2 separate regions of the Homo sapiens genome follow, and region 2 is linked to region 1. The links are chromatin contacts, found by Hi-C or POLR2A ChIA-PET in ENCODE. All regions are on one chromosome and are shown on one strand. The core of a region is the stretch at or near the end of the contact, and the rest is flanking DNA. Distances in the headings are between cores, read along the strand shown.

What was found. Hi-C counts contacts between places; a loop is a spot of excess contacts on that map. ChIA-PET counts read pairs that join two places held with the same protein, here RNA polymerase II (POLR2A). Pooled maps may share reads with other maps.
Region 2: a loop to region 1 is called in a pooled map, with 3 times the contacts of the local background. The contact joins the promoter of MGAT5 here to the promoter of PLEKHB2 in region 1. A Hi-C loop is called at or near these places in 4 of 50 pooled maps. POLR2A ChIA-PET finds 5 or more read pairs at or near these places in 2 of 52 experiments (GM12878 and PC-9).

The regions. Positions count from the first base shown.
Region 1 is chr2:131,102,859-131,108,056 of GRCh38, reverse strand. PLEKHB2 (pleckstrin homology domain containing B2) reads right to left here and starts at 2,721. Exons shown (of 8, transcript NM_001100623.2): 1 at 2,659-2,721. RefSeq lists an enhancer at 2,868-2,997.
Region 2 is chr2:134,251,713-134,256,910 of GRCh38, reverse strand. It overlaps MGAT5 (alpha-1,6-mannosylglycoprotein 6-beta-N-acetylglucosaminyltransferase), which reads right to left and starts at 2,839. Exons shown (of 16, transcript NM_002410.5): 1 at 2,267-2,839. The coding sequence starts at 2,507.

The DNA.
Region 1 (5,198 bases), core at 1,472-3,971:
CCAGGCACAACCAATTACGTCATGGGGTTACTGTGACAATTAAAGGAGGTATGTCCAAACAGCCCTGTAGTAGATGGTCCAAAAGTGAGAATTGGCCAGGCGCGTTGGCTCACGCCTATAATCCCAACACTTTGGGAGGCCAAGGCAGGCGGATCACCTGAGGTCAGGAGTTCGAGACCAGCCTGACCAACATAGTGAAACCCCATCTCTATTAAAAATACAAAAAATTAGCCGAGCATGGTGGCGCACGCCTGTAATCCCAGCTATTTGGGGGGCAGAGGCAGGGGACTCCCTTGAACCCGGGAAGCGGAGGTTGCAGTGAGCCGAGACTGCGCCATCGCACTCCAGCCTAAGCAACAGGAGTGAAACTCCGTCTCAAAAAAATAAAAAATAAAAAAGTGAGAACTGCTACAATTACATTACTATTTTGTTCCAAAAGCTAGAATTCAGGTTTAACTGTCTACAACTCCTCATGATATCCCAGTTCTCCAGCTCTCTTTCGCTATAAAAGTGGCTTCCTTATGAAAAAGGAAGAAAACTCATCTCTGTTCTTCAAGGGCAACAGTGGAGAGTCAAAGAGATGTCACAGGTACATTCTGAAACAGAAGGGAAAGAAGGTTGGGTGACCCATCAACATGTAGAGGTCAGTTCCCACGTGGCATTGGCCATTTCCAGTTGGGAACCACTTCTTAACAACAAGCCTAATACAAGCACCATCAAAGGGCAGACAGGCAAAGAAAGCAAAGAGGCAAGGAAGTCCAACTTTCCGTTTCCATGATCCACTGTGGAAGCAAATATATAACTAACAAAACAACTGGGTCAATTAGCCCCCACTTTGGGAGCATTTTTAACAGTGTGTTTTGCAGTTTTTGGTAGTTACTGTTATTAATAAGGTAATTCTTTAATTTCTTTAGACAAACAGTAAGAAGGCAGGCAGAGGAAAGGAGAAACAAAAATATTAATGCAAGCTGAAAAGCATAAGCAAAGCTTTCAGAAAGAGCTGAGAGAAACCTCCACCTTCCCAAGGAGTAACACCACAAGAGTATCTGTCCTCTCTATACCACTGCTGTACACATTTAATCAACTCAGTCCTTGAGAATAGCAGGAAATTTACTTACAGAATGTACCACCGCCTTTAAAATATAATGCTAGCAAAGAACCGCTGTCAGGTTCTGAGTTCTTTTCTGCAGCCTTCTTCAATAAGCATTTACTGACCACCTACAAAGTGCCAAACACTATGCTGTTTATTAGGGAAACCCTGCAACACAGTTTGATTCCTGTCCTCAGGGAGATCAGTACGAATAGGGAAGAGTCGAGTAAAGAGATCACCACCACAGAGAGTAAACACCAGGCACAAAGGAAGCCCAGACAAGCTCCAGTCCTATCAATATCCAGCCAACCAGCCCAGGGTTAGGAACTTTCTGAACCTAGGGAACACTCCTGAGCACCACAATTGAACCGTCACAGCAGTATTCCCACACCCCCACAGGTCCTTAGGCAGACACACCCACTGCATGGGCACAGACGCACAGCTGTGTCTGTGCATACATGTTTTGGTCATTAGTTTAGTCAACAAATACTGAGGGCCACACTAAACAGGCAGTTACCAGTGCCAGCTCGGGTCCTAATTCCTCATGTGACTTCGGACAAGTCACTTCCTGAATTGGTACTGGTTCATACCAAAGGCCACAGAAGACCTTGGAATATTCCTCCCCTCAGCTGTCAGCCCTCCTCCCTCGGTGGTGGTTCCACCCTTTCCTAAGCACTAAAAATTTAAAGGCTGAGACCATGAGTCAGTATTATTTTGAATTAACCATGTTCCTTTAATTTTTTACAGTGACCACTCCACCTCATTCCTTTCCTCCACCCACCCTGAACCGGTCTACATTTGAGATTTAAGCGGGGTGGCGGGGCGGGGATCCCTATGCAAATCCCTGACCTCCGGAGTTTTCAATCTAGTTGAGTAACAGAATCAAACATGAAGAGAGATATGTAAGATAAGGTACACCAAGCACTTATGACTAAAGACATTGCAAGGCCAAGAGCAGGTGAAATGCAGCGGGGGCGGACCGCACCGCGAGGGTAAAGCCTCAACGCCCCCCGGGACTTAAGGAGGGGAGACCTCTGGGCAGGAGAACTGAGAAGGCAAGTTCCCTGGAGCAGAGGGAGCAGCAGGGGTAGAGATCGGACGCCGGGAGACCCCAGGCGGCGGGCCGCAGCAGGTCCCGGCAGTCAGACATGTGGGACACTCCCGAGCGGCCAGAAAGGATGCAAGGCGGAGGCTGCAGTCGGGAAAGGAGGAGGGTCCGCGGGGCCGGAGAGGAGGGGCTCGGGGAAAGGACCGGAGGCGGACGCCGGGGAAGCGATGGGAAGGGGTCTGAGAGGCCGGGGGGGCCCACTGGGAGGGCTCTCGAATGGGCTGCTCTAGGGGAGACTGAGAGGGCGGACCTGGGGAAGGTCAGGGTGGTCCAGGGAGGTGGGCGGACCCGTGGCCAGGAGCCTCAGGGAAAATTAGGGAGTGGGGACACCGCGGAGGTGGCGCGGTGCGGGGTCCCCTCAGAGGGGCGCGAGGCTGGGCAGCTCTAGAGGAGAATCTGGAGAGGCGCGGGCCAGAGGGGAAAGGAGCTAGGGTCGTCCGGACTAAACAGGGACACTCACCTGCGAACCAGCGTGGAGAACACCAAGACGCCACGGCGATTCCTCGCCTGCTCGCCTGCAACTGCCGCACGTCCGGCGTCCTGGCCGCCGTTCTGACGTCACGCCTCGGCGCGCATGCGCGGCGGGCCCCGGCCGGTGGGGCGGGGTGTCTGGGTGGTTTTCTGAGAAACGGGACGGAAGGCGGCAGGGGGCGTGGGTCTCCCAGGAGGTCGGCGCTTCCACTAAAAGGAAGTGTTACAAAGTGAGATCCTGTCTTAAAAATATAAAAATTTAAAAAAAAATTGTTAGCACCCTAATCTTGGTTTCTAAATACCGCTCTCTAAAAATAGGGCCAAGGCGCCTTAGAGAAATGGGCGACTCTAGGACCCGGGCGCAGAAAGCTCCAGCTGAGCCGGGAGCGTTTTGTAGGCCAGAAGCTTGAGGTGCTCAAAAAACTGAAGGACCGGGCGTCCAAGGGCGCAGGGATCTACCCAGAGAGCTTCCGGGGGCCGCGCCTGGGACAATTTGAGCAGCAATATAAAGTACATTGCATTAAGTTATAACCTAAAGTATAAAACAGCCCAGAGCCCGTGCTGCTATAAATACGTGATTAAATAAATGAGGGAGAAGGGATAATCTTCCTTGCAGAGGAATTCTAATAATACCTCATCCAGAGGGGTGTGGTAATCCGTCCACACCCACCCTGAGTGTGGCCTATGCCTGGGGACGACCTTTCCAAGAGTACAGTGTGGAAAGAGGGCTGTAGAGCCACTCCACGTGAAAATCAAAGTGATTAGTCACTGCACTTGCCCTTGACATGTGATTAAAAAAAAAACCGTGACCTCAGTCTAACTGAAAGATAAACATCAGACAAATCTCGTTTGTGGGATATTCCTCAAAACACCTCACCAGTACTCCTCAAACTATCAAGGTAATCAAAAGCAAGAAAAAAACTGAGACACTGTCATATGCAACATGGTGATGTAGCTAGGCTATAAACTTAAAATAAAATTTAAGTTTAGGTAATAGTAGTTTTTAGTTATAAGAAATGTATAATGGTTATGTAAGATGTTAACATTAGGAGAAATTGTGTGAAGGGTATACTAGCTTTATAACTTTTTTGTAGTCTAAAATTATTCCAGATGAAAAGTTGGGGGTTTTCTGAAGACAATAGAGGGAAAATAAATGTTAGCCAGGTGAGATGGTTCATGCCAGTAATCCCAGAGCTTTGCGAGCCAGAGGCAGGAGGATTGCTTGAGCCCAGAAGTTTGACCTGCAATCAAGCCACTGCGTTCCAGCCTAGCAGGGGTTGGGGGGTGGTGTAGGGGTACTGCCTGGAAAGAGGCTTGAGAGAGCCTCCTGGCAACCCCACTCCTAGGGTGCTGAAAATGTTCTATACATTGATCTGAGTGGTGGGTACGTGTGTGTAAGTAAAACTTTATCAAGCTGAACACTATACTTAACATTTGTACATTTTTGGCCGGGCACAGTGGCTCACGCCTGTAATCCCAGCACTTTGGGAGGCCGAGGCAGGCAGATCACGAGGTCAGGAGTTTGAGACCAGCCTGACCAACGTGGTGAAACACCGTCCATACTAAAAATACAAAAAAAAATTAGTCAGGCCTGGTGGTGCGCTTGTAATCCCAGATACTCAGAGACTAAAAATACAAAAATTAGCCAGGCGTGGTGGCGGGCGCCGGTAGTCCCAGCTACTTGGGAGGCTGAGGCAGGAAAATGGTGTGAACCCGGGAGGCAGACGTTGCACTGAGCCGAGATCACGCCACTGCACTCCAGCCTAGGCGACAGAGAGACTCCATCTAAAAAAAAAAAAAAAAAAAAAAAAGATTTGTACATTTTTCTGTGTATAAATTATATCTAAATTTAAAAGGGAAAAACTCTTAAAAAAAATATTGGAAGAGCCCTATTATTATTGGTCTTCAAAACCCCAAACTCTGCCAATCAGGGCCCCTGTCTTAACCCAGCTCCTCTCTGGGGAAAATTTAAAAAATGCAGGGTAGGGAGTCCTATGATGCCTGCAATCCCATCTTTTGCAAGATATTATAGCTTAGTCAACACAAGAGTTCAGAGATTTGTGTGACATGGGGTTCTTCCTGGTTCCGCTGCTTCTGGATGAGCTCGGGTAAATTGCCTGACATCAACAAGCTTCTTGACCAGCCCTCATTAAGGCTATACTAGCCCTGACCACCTTCAGGGTCAGTCTTAGGGACCTTTCAGGGTCTGAGTTTGGAGTATCCAAAAATACACTAACACATTCTCTCTGAGTGATGGGACTGTGGATGACATTTCTTTTTTCTACTTTTCTGCATTTTCCAAGTTTTCTTTCATGAATATGTATCACTTCAACAACAGGAAAAAGTAATATTTAAGGCTGGGTGTGATGGCTCACGTCTATAATCCCAGCACTTTGGGAGGCCAAGACAGGAGAATTACTTGAGCCCAGGAGTTCAAGACCAGCTTGGGCAACACAGTGGGACACTTTCTCTACAAAAAAATAAAAATAAAAAAATTAGACTGGCATGGTGGCATGCATCTGTAGTCCC
Region 2 (5,198 bases), core at 1,590-4,089, 3.1 Mb before region 1:
AAAATTCCAGAAACTCAGCTCCCAAAACCACTTTGATACGTTAAAGTTGATTCGATGAAAGAGAAAACTAGCAGTGTCAGTTAGAGTTGCTGATGTGACCTGTTTGATTGTTTCTTTGTTGTTTTTGAGAAAAAGACAAATTATTTTGCTAAGGTTCATCTACGAAAGTAAGTTGGAATAAATAATTTCTATAGTTTCTTTGAGATGCAAAGTCTTATGATTACAGGCATATAAGGTGGCTGAAATTCTAACAGCCTATTCTGGGATTTTTTTGTAACTTAAAAAATAATATTTCTGTGAGGCTGAAAAGCTAAGACCAAATTATTGTCCTTTAAAATGTGGGGAAGCCTTCCCTATGAGATTTTCATCAATACACAAGAAATACAAACAGCCAAAACAACTGCAGAAATTTAAAGCCTATAAATTTGCTATTTGTGGGGCTTCTTCTTGCCCATGGAAAAGGTTTGACAGACTGAGAGAAACAAGAGAAAATTACCACTGAGCTGTAACTCTTTCCCTTCAAAGCTGTAACATGAAATGCATACAACCAGAAACTTTAAAACTGCACCTGTGTTACCTGCTGTGTCATATACATTGGTAACACTAATGGTGACAATCAGCTTTATTTTCTGTTGGTTTATCTAAACTACTCTGGAAATGTTACACAAATGTGAGTCAATGAGCAATTTTAAAATGCAACTCTAGGAAAAACTACCTAGTTACTTTTCAGTGTAAGCTCCCACAGTGGAATCTCATTTTTTAAATCCATCAGTTCAAAAAAGGTACCATTTTTTTAGATATATTAAAAGCCAATGCCTACAGACACTTTTAACAGATTAAATGCAGAGTGTGATTATTTACATAGTAAGAACTAGAAAAGAATTTCTAAAATGTTCCTCAGAAGTAAGCATCTTCTAATATATACACATACACACACACACATACACATACGTGTGTATAAAATTTTACATACTTTTTTAAAAACAAGTTTTTTTCCCCTTTTGGAAAGAAAGAAGCACATGTATAACTGAGTATGATTTCCTGTGTCTGAACTCAACCTGCACTGAACTGAACTGTTGCTGCACATTTTTGGGAATCACGATTTGAAATCGGCATACTTCAGGGCACCTTCCTTGAGTGGGTCACAAAACACAACTCCACTTTCTCCACCTCACCTAACCCCATTCTTGCATCTCATCTATACTATCAGGGAGACCACTTCAGTGAGACCACTGAAACCTCAATTCAATGATCAGACTCTTGTCACTCAACAACAGGTCATCTTCTACAGACCAAGTCTGCTCTGCAAAACACAGCATGATCTAAATTCCATTTGCAATTTTTTTCCAAGTATTTGTGTGTGTATGTGTATGTATATATATATGTGTGTGTATATATATATGTGTATATATGTGTATATATATGTATATATGTATATATATGTATATATATATTTGTGTGTGTATGCAAAGTATCAGAAAAATACACACTGAAATGTTAATTGTGGTTATTGCCTGGAGTAGTAGACTTATGTGTAATTTTTTTCTTTTTTTGCTTGTCTACAGCTTCCAACTTTTTCTATATTAAACATAAAAGAAAAATAAGTTACATCCCATATGTGTATTTTTTTACTCTTTCTGATTTCAAAAAGAATTCTGAAAAAAATTCTTTAAAGAAAAAGCAACAAGTACACAAAGATTCCTTTCAAAGTGAGGGCAGTTAGAGACAAGGGCAAGAAGAAGAGCAACATAACCTCAAGAAGCCAAAGGTTAAAACTCACCAGCATGCAAGTGCCAGTGTCATATTTATTGGCTGGAGGGAGGAACACAATTGGCTCTAAGTTTACTGGCTTCCATAGAACATTCCTCCCCATCCTCTTCACCTCACCCCCACCAGCCTTAATTAAGTTTTGTTTAGGGAAAGATGAGAATATTTTTCAGCATTCCCTGAACTCACTCCCACATGAGATCACATGGTTCCTGAAATGTGTTCAGGGAGAAGGAGCTAGCTGCAAACACAACCAATAGAGCCCTAACTATACTAACCCACTGACTCCAGGGGAAAGTGTGTCTGCATACACCAGCTCAGAACCCCCAAAATGGCATTGCTTTAATTTCCTAAAGATGCCTCTCTGTGTGCAATTCACTGCTTATGAAGGCAGTGGCAAAGGACATTCAGTCCATGACAAGACCATATCTGGGAGCTTCTAGGGCCATTTCAAGGCCAAGGCACACTTTAATGGAGAGGTCCCAGAAACAGTGCTTACCATAAGCTGTCATGACTCCAGCGTATGGCCCATCCACCACATTCCTGTTTTCTTCTGCCAGTGCCTTGATGTACCTTTTGCTGAGGTCCAGGATCTGCTCGCGCAGCATGGAGCTGCTTTCAGGCTGAGTTCGCTGCTGGATGGTAAAGTGCAGAAGCATCATACCCCAAATGAAGCCAAAAGTCACCAGGAAAAAGCCCAGCTTCTGAGAGGACAACTTCCACGGAGTGAAGAGAGCCATTGCTCTCTGGCAACTTCACCTGTCCTTGGCTCTTAACGCGTAGAAGATAGACACAAATTCATGGTGTAGGTTGAGTGTGAGAGTCTGCTGGTCTCACTCTGGCTCCTGTGTCAGCTGGTTGCCTTTCCTCACTTCCATTCTGCTGTGAAGGAGGAGAAGAATTAGCCAAGTGGTCATGGCACAATACAGCAAAATAAACCAGAAGCCATGTTTTCACTTGAATACCTCTAAGTAAAATGTCAACTCTTAAATTTGCTGGTTCAATATCTTATGATTCAGGAACTGTAAGCTGAGGGGAAATCTGGCTAGGCAACAAGAAGCTAAGCAATTATGAAGGGGGAAGTGTGCGTCTGCGTGTGTTAACAGGTGTAGTGGGGCTGTTCCAGCCTGGACCAAATTCAAAACAGGAAGTTTGTTTTGCAAGGTGGGGAGGAGACAGAAGGATATTTGGCGGAATGTCAGCAAAAACGGGGAGGGTGGAGTCATATCACCATCAGGCCCTTTTGTGTGCCTGTAACTTAAGCTTACAAAGTCATTATTATGTGCTTCTGGCAAGGACTAGAACATGCAACTGGTGAGGTGAGCAAGAAAGTGGATGCCCCCTTGGGGGTAACTAGACAAAGAAGAGGTAGATTGCTACATCTTATTTGAGCATGGCCAGCTTTCACCATCAGTGTTTAGTGATGAGATGGCTCTCTCAGGGCCACCAGGCAACCTCTCTAGGTGCACCAGCACAGAGAAGATATGCCAGAGGTACAAGCAGGGGTATTGCTTTCCCAGCTACATGAGGAAAAGGTACACCTCACTGCTCACTTGCATGCTGTAGCACAAGAAATGTGGAACACCTGGCAGGCAGATTTTCTGTGGTTCTCACTTTCACTCCCACCATGAGGCAAAATGAGACATTAAAAGGCAGAGTAGTTTCAATATTAATGCAGCCAGATCCTATCTAATGCCAGCACAGACCAGGCCACTCTTCTCAATCAGGGCTTCCCAACAAGTAGGACCTGAGCATAGGTTGCAAATGGTTACCAGCATGCCCACCCCTTCAGCCAGAGTCCTGGGCCCAATACCAGTCAGCTTACGAATAGCGCCATTTTCTAAGTGCCACTCAAGGGAGAGGCTGAGCAATGATCCGATCCCTTATAAGAGACTAACCCAGGCTGTACTTCAGAGTGTACATACATGCTTCAGTCAAAGGATTCTTCTTTGCAAGCGGCCCAAAAGAAAATGGTAGCAGGATCTTGAAGCAATTAGCTTTCAGAGCCCTGGATCACTGTTGGTCTGCCTCTTACTGTTTTCCCATTGCCTATCAACAGAGTAAAAATAAATTATAAATTCTAGCTATATCCCAGATATTGTGACATACCATCTTTTGTGGCTTTGCTCACTGAATCCTCAGAAGTTCTATATGGTAAGAAGTATGAATATTATCGTCTCTGTTTTATTAGAAACATGAGAAAATAAAGGTAAAAGGTGATTAACTTGGCAAAGGTCAGCCAGCTATGTGGCAGAGGACTGATCATCTAGGCATGGCCCAGGGGTTATTAAACCATGCCCCACCTTCCCTACATCATCCTCACTCCCCCAACAGCCTGTTTGTATATGGCAGAGAATGATATATATATGCTTAATGGGTCATGAAAAGCAATAAAAAATATGTAACAGATACTCTTTGTAGCCCAGAAGGCCTAAAATATTTACTATCTACCTCTTAACAGAGAAGGTTTGCCAACCTCTCAATTCTAGACCAGTGGTTCTCCAAATGTGGTCCCAAACTCAGTAACAGCAGCATCACCAGTGAGAAATGTGAATTCTCAGGCCCCACCCACACCCACTGAATCAGCAACTGAGGAGATGTGGTCCACAGCCTATCCTTTAACAAGCCTCGAGGTGATTCTGATGCACACTCATGTTTCAGAGCCCTTGACCAGGCAGCCTGATTCCAGACCCATACATTCCATCACTATTCAACACCCACCACAATGCCTATTAAAATGAGGCTCAACCTCTGTCTTGTACTATCATAACGTAAGTTCCTCTGCCCCATCACACCCCTCTCCCACTACGTACCTGCTGGTCTGCTCATTACCATAAACCCTGCACATGCTTCCTGAGAGGCTTCCCCTTCTTCACTCGGCTGCTCCTCCCACCCAGCTGGCACATGAGTGCTCTCTATTATGCTGACAATCAAACCCAGCCTGTTTGCCAGACCCCAGCTCTAGTCCCACCACCTGCCTCAGACCACTTTCCCCAGGGCTCCAGCCTGCAGTGTTCCTTTCCTAGTCTTACAACACTTCTCTGACAATGGAATACTATTCAACCAGAAAAAGAGAGAGAAATCCTGTCTTTTGCAGCAACAGGGATATACCCGAAGGACATTATGCTAAATGAAATAATCCAGGCACAGAAAGGCAACTACCGTACAATCTCACATGCAGAAGCTAAAAAGTTGCTATCATAGGAGATAACAGAACAGTGGTTACCAGGGGTGGGGAGGAGAGAGGGGGATGAGGAGGGAGTGGTCAATGGGTAAAAAGTTACATTTAGGAGGAATAAGTTCTGGTGTTCTATTGCACAGCAAGGTGACTATGGTTAATAATAACGTATATTTCTAAAAGAGACAATTTTAAGTGTTCTCACCACAAAAGTAATAATTATTTGGGGGTGATGTGCATGCTAACTATCCTA